2 separate regions of the Mus musculus genome follow, and region 1 is linked to region 2. Evidence: chromatin loops called from intact Hi-C (ENCODE). Cell type or tissue: left cerebral cortex. All regions are shown on one strand. Links, peaks and the distances in the headings refer to the core of each region. The heading gives the core; the rest is flanking DNA. Region 1 has its middle 27 kb from the start of Gm6639. Region 2 holds the start of Atp11b (ATPase, class VI, type 11B).

Evidence for each region. A loop is a pair of places that touch in the nucleus more often than their neighbours do. Peaks named below come from ENCODE experiments on the same cell type or tissue, not always from the same donor. Only the 100,000 strongest peaks of a DNase experiment are listed, where the experiment ranks them.
Region 1: a loop joins it to region 2, with 2.4 times the contacts of the local background. A loop is called at or near these places in 8 of 42 quality-filtered maps.

The regions. Positions count from the first base shown.
Region 1 is chr3:35,691,730-35,694,643 of GRCm38, reverse strand. No RefSeq gene overlaps it. Among named protein-coding and RNA genes, the nearest start is that of Gm6639, 27 kb to the right of the region's middle. In left cerebral cortex, for the core only: a CTCF peak has its summit at 1,451 (motif pointing left); a DNase peak (open chromatin) is centred at 1,442.
Region 2 is chr3:35,752,923-35,755,836 of GRCm38, reverse strand. Atp11b (ATPase, class VI, type 11B) reads right to left here and starts at 1,774. Exons shown (of 30, transcript NM_029570.4): 1 at 1,427-1,774. The coding sequence starts at 1,453. In left cerebral cortex, for the core only: a CTCF peak has its summit at 1,311; DNase peaks (open chromatin) are centred at 545, 1,319 and 1,763; H3K4me3 peaks cover 1,999 bases; H3K27ac peaks cover 1,001 bases.

The DNA of each region.
Region 1 (2,914 bases), core at 277-2,776, 61 kb after region 2:
GACGTTCGAATGCTTTTATATTAAGTTGAACAGAGACACGAGTACAGAGAAGTAAATTCTGTAGGAGGCTAAAGGAAAATAGGAATTGTTTTAGCAGGGTTTGTTTGTACAGAATCCTGTTTGTTGTGCCTCCCCATTGAGAGGCATTCTTTTTTGCCTAGTCTTCAGTGTAGGTTTTTTTTTTTTTTTTATTCTCCTGTATGCAAGGAGAAGGGAATGAAGGGGATTCCTTTCCTTCAGCATCTGCTGCTTTTCAAATACCTTCCACTCCAAACAACACTCATGCCGAAGTGGCACATTCCAGGAATTTTATAAATGGACTGACAAAGGATCTAAAGGATTCTTTTGTTCCTTACTTTGGCTATCAAATTATGACAGAGTGACCACCCCTAAAATCGGGATGCTCTCGGGAATCTCATACTACCAGAAGAAAAAGTTTCAAGCCTGTAGCTAACCAGAGGGGCACTTGTCGCTAGAAACTGGTTTGCACCTTGTCCTTGCAGGAGACAATGATTTGCAGGTCAGTGATCTGCAGGACCCTACCTTGACCAGGGCTATTTATGCTTTCCCCAGGCCTTTTACTAAGTTAGCTCATGACATCCTCCTGAAGACAACCGGGGTGGGAGGTGCCAGTAGTGAGGGGTCAGAGACAAAGCTCTACACCGCCATCCTAGCCTGAGCAGCTAGCTACCCAAGATGTTTAAGGACCAAGATGTCAGGCGGAAATGGGACTTCAATAGCAAGAATTTCAGGACTGTTGGAGCAGAGATTTTGTTAATTGTTTTCATACAGGCTTACACAGAGGCCTGAAAGAAAGAGTGTTGCTCCGACGAAAGTAAGACACAGCCGGAAGTACAGGTGTAGACTATTCACAGGAATCACACTTCAAGAGTCTTAGCGATGACGTCACCGGAGGCGGGAAGACGAGGACACACGTCACCTTTAGCACCCTTGGGACTTTTATGAACCTTAACTCAGTCGCTGAAAGAACTTTAAGATTTGCCAATTTATGAAGCAGAGTTGGTGATTTCATCAAGGGTATCTCAATGGAAATGTAAGCTCAAGGGCGGAGAGACAGATGAGGGCTCAAAAGACAGTAAGCACATCTGGGAACAGTGGATTGATCGATCCAGCCGGTCTCCGATGACTCCCAGAGAGGTAAAGTGTGTCCTGTGTGTGAACTTGTAGGAAGAACATCTACTTACCATCGTATGCTTATACATGATCGGGCATGCACATGATTAATAGCAGATGTATCATGGGAAAAGACAGGCATAGTGAGCAAAGGCTTGCTTAACGTAAGCCTATCAATGAAAACAGGAAAGCAAGGGCTGGAGAGATGGCTCAGCAGTTAAGAGAACTTCCTGTTCTTCCAGAGAACGTGAGTTCAGTTTCTAGCATTCATGTCTGATACCTATAATTCTACCCAGCTCCAGGGACTATGGCACCCTCTTCTGGCCTCTGAGGGCACTGTACTCATGTGGATTCTTTTAAATCACGTGCTCTCGCTAGAGGTTCAGGCTGTGCTCTCCTCTGTTATGTGAAAGCTGTGCCCTGGGTGACTCCATTTTACAAAGCAGCAAATTCAGAGGCAACATGACTGTCCACGTAGATACCACCGGAAGCACAGACTGCCAGATAACTGATTCTTTTTTTTTTTAATTTTTTTATTAGGTATTTTCCTCATTCCAATGCTATCCCAAAAGTCCCCCATACCCTCCCCCCCACTCCCCTACCCACCCACTCCCCCTTTTTGGCCCTGGTGTTCCCCTGTACTGGGGCATATAAAGTTTGCAAGTCCAATGGGCCTCTCTTTGCAGTGATGGCTGACTAGGCCATCTTTTGATACATATGCAGCTAGAGTCAAGAGCTCCGGGTTACTGGTTAATTCATAATGTTGTTCCACCTATAGGGTTGCAGATCCCTTTAGCTCCTTGGGTATTTTCTCTAGCTCCTCCATTGGGGGCCCTGTGATCCATCCAATAGCTGACTGTGAGCATCCACTTATGTGTTTGCTAGGCCCCGCAGATAACTGATTCTTAAAAAAGGTACCAATTATAAACTTATCAAAGTAGATTTGAAACCACAACAGAAAAATCCAGACCCAAGAAACCCTCAAACACACAGGCCAAGGAAGGGTGAGATCTCCTTACCTAGACCCCACTAACAGACACTCAATACCATGATGATGACAGTCCCAGCAACGGTCATCCACTTGTCTGGTATGGGGGCAGAGACTTCTTGAGCTTCAGCCCAGCAAGCTCCTTACTTCTTGAAACATCCCTTATGAGTTGCCATCTGTTGGTCTGTCTGTCTATACCTATGGACCAGGTCTTCACCACTGTCGTCCTGCGTTTCTGCCCTACCTTGTGGTCCCATGATTCAGCTCAGTGCCACCGGCTTGCTCTCCAACTGGATTTTAAAACTACCTGCAGTACCTGCATCTGTACCAATTTTTTTGTAAAGCCCTCTTTGAACTATACCACTTCATTAACCCATTAGTAGCCATTCTGCAATTTACATGCATACAGACACACACATGCACATACACATGTATGCACACTTGTGAGTCTGAAGTACAATGTCAGATCTGAGAGTTGATGTTAGTGATTAAGACCGGAATAAAGTAATGTGTGTTGCCAATAGTCTGCTATCAAGGGAAACTGGGACACCCAGGTAAACCGTAGCCAGCAAAAGCAACATAGCTTGTGAATTTATCATTATTTAATAAAGTCTGACATCGTCAAGAGTCTCAATGTGCCCTTCTGTGTTTTGTGCACAGAACACATTTAAATTATTTTCCTCCTACAGTTAATGTGTCATGAATCCTTTATTTATTTATTTATTTATTTATTTATTTTGTCTTCAATATAAATTTATTTGGTTTAATACTGCTTGAGAGTGACTTAGGTTT
Region 2 (2,914 bases), core at 299-2,798:
CCTGGCACAAGTTCTTAAAGACTTGATTATCTTAAAAGTAAAACCAGTGACAGACAACTAAATATCAGAGATAGTATTTTTTTTTTTTAAAATGGAAAGCAACTTGTTCAACTTGTTAGTCAGGGCCATGAGACAGCTGACTTAAAAATGACCACACAGCTTCTGGTTTATCCCTTTCAGCCGTAAACATAAAGCCATTTCTCACAACATTACCAGATTTCTATCTGGAAGATAGGAATGATCACATAGAAAGATTTTATTCAAGCTAACAAAAAAGTACCTCACACTGAGAGACTGTCTTAACATACTGGGAAAGGCTTGAAAAAACAGCCTTAAAAACTATTTTCTCACCCAAAACATCAGATAAAAAGGTGTTAAATCTTTTGTTTACTTGACGCCTGAGAAGTCAAAAGCAGATCAGATTTGTAATAATTAACTTCCTTACTGTACTGGCTTGCCACAAGAAAGCAAGTGTGGATTAAATGACATCATTAGCTTGGATTCCCAATAAAGCTGGAATACTTCAATTTGCAACAGTTAGCTAAAAATAAAGACCTACCATTTGTATGAGGGAGTGGCAGGCGGTTCTAGTTTTATTTATAAGATTTCTTTATTTAAGAATGATGCTTACTGTAAAATAAACAGGAGACTGACTGAAATACATACTTTTTAGTTTTCACCTGAAAAACTGTTCTACCACAAGAAAAAAGAATGAAGATTTTGGTCTCAAAACAGGACATTTCTGTTTCTCTAAGATTTATCACTGCCTTGAAACCTCGTAGAAAAAAAATACTGCAATTGGTACAATTTCAAAATTAAACAGCATATAGATTAGCATTCCTAGAACTGAAGTGATGTCTGCCTTAACTGTCATTGTCGCCTTGGCGTTGTTATTTTCTGGGCTGCAAGTGCCAAGGGACATGAGAGATTTTCGTCTGTGAATGATTTCTGAGAAAGGTGACGCTTTTTAGACACTTAAGTCACTCTAGGGTTTTCTTTTTCTTTTTCCAGGTAATACAGTAATGTTCAAAAGTTAAACCACTGGCTCCTAACCCGTGCGTTCTAACCGCCTTGAGGGGTGGGTGACACACAAGAGATGCACAGAGAAGTTGCACCGGTCTGCGGTGAAGACCTTTCCGGCGCGCCTTCCTCCTAGGCCCAGGGCGAGCTTCCGCCGGGAGGCCGAGGAGGACCCAGACCTCCTCCGGAGCCCGCACGAGCCTAGTTCGGAGTCCGGGGGAGCCGCCTGACCCGCGCCCCGCGCCGCTACCTCCGCCACCTCGGGGCCCGCGCGGCTCGCGACCCTCAGCGGCCGCAAGCTGCAGTGCATCCCCGCGCTGTGCGGAGCCCGGGCCGAGAGAGAGCCGCGCGCCCCCGCCGCGGCCTAGCCCTCGCCGCCCCGCCGCGCCACCCAGCCCTCACTTACCAGCTGCTGCCGGACCCAGCGCCACATGCCCCCGCCGTCGCCGACGCCGTCGTGGCCCGCCGGACGCGGGACCGAGCGGCAGCAGGTGGAAGAGGACTCCGAGTGTGACCGGAGCAGGCGAGCCCCTCGGGCTTAAGTTCTGCTCTCTGCTGTCCCCGCTTTTCTACCCGAGTCGGGTCCCCATCCCGCCACCCCGGCCCGGAGGTCCTACAGGCGCGGCCTGGCTGCCAACCGCGCCCGGCGCAGCACTACTCCCCGCTGAGCCGCCGCCACCTTCATCTCTGACCGTTGTCACCCGAAGCACCGCCGCCCCCACGGCGCCGCCCCGCCCTCGCCCGCCATGGGCCCGCCCCCACGGCGCCGCCCCGCCCTCGCCCTCCATGGTCCCGCCCCCAAGCCCTGTGCCCCTCCCTCACCTGCTCTGGACCCGCCCGCTTCTTTACCTCTCGGAGGCCCACCCTTCCGTGTTTCCGCGCGGGTTTGCCCGCCCCTTTCCGGGGCGGTTTGTCGCGAAAACGTGAGCGCTGTCAGGCTCGCCGGCTCTGTGGGCCTTTTTCGAGTTTTTGTATCTTGGCCGGCTAGGCTGTAGCAACTCCTCGAAGAGGAGTTGGCTCTGCCCTGTCACAGATCTTCCCCCTCCCCCACCAACCCCCCCCCCCATCCACCCCAACATTCGGATCCACACCAGCAAATGTATGTGACCAAAAGGTCTGTGCCCAGACCATTAAATTATCAAAGACTTACATTTGGAGAGGGAGATGATTATGATCAAACTAAATTGTACAAAATTCTTATAGACTTGGTAAAAAAAATTTTTTTAATTGTCAAAGGCATTTAATTGCTTCACACATAACTCAGCGAGTAACCAAAGTGGACTAATATTGGGGAAAGTTTGAGATTTCTCTGTGAGAGTCCAGCCTGCACCTCAATTTCTGGAGCTATTGCTGAGTTCCTATCCTGATGAATTAAGCTGGAAAGGCTAAGGGGAGAGACTTTCCTCGGAAAGCTAATTGCTAAGCATGCAATGAAAACTACCTCCAAAGTAGCGTGACCTCTCTAACAAGGGTGTGGATAACTTTTAAGAAGGCCCATACAAGCAACTGGAACAAGTTTATACTGTCTAAAAGCAGCCACCTGTTCGTCTTCGTCGTACTCTCTTTTTCCTGAATTAAAACACGTCACCATCAGACATTTGTAATTTGAAAAGTAACATTCTGCAAAAACCTAAATCTAAGCTACGGTGATTAGACAAATCTGTCTTTTGGTTTCAGTAGTCATGTCTTAGTTAATCCAGCATTGCAATTAGAGTCTTTCAGTTATCTATGGCCTATAAAATCTGCAATGGAGCCCTTTAATCCCTTTTTAATCCCTGCACTCGGGAGACACAGGCAGGCAGATTTCTGAGTTCGAGACCGGCCTGGTCTACAAAGTGAGTTCCAGGACAGCCAGGGCTATACAGTGAAACCCTGTCTCGGGGGGGGGGGGGGG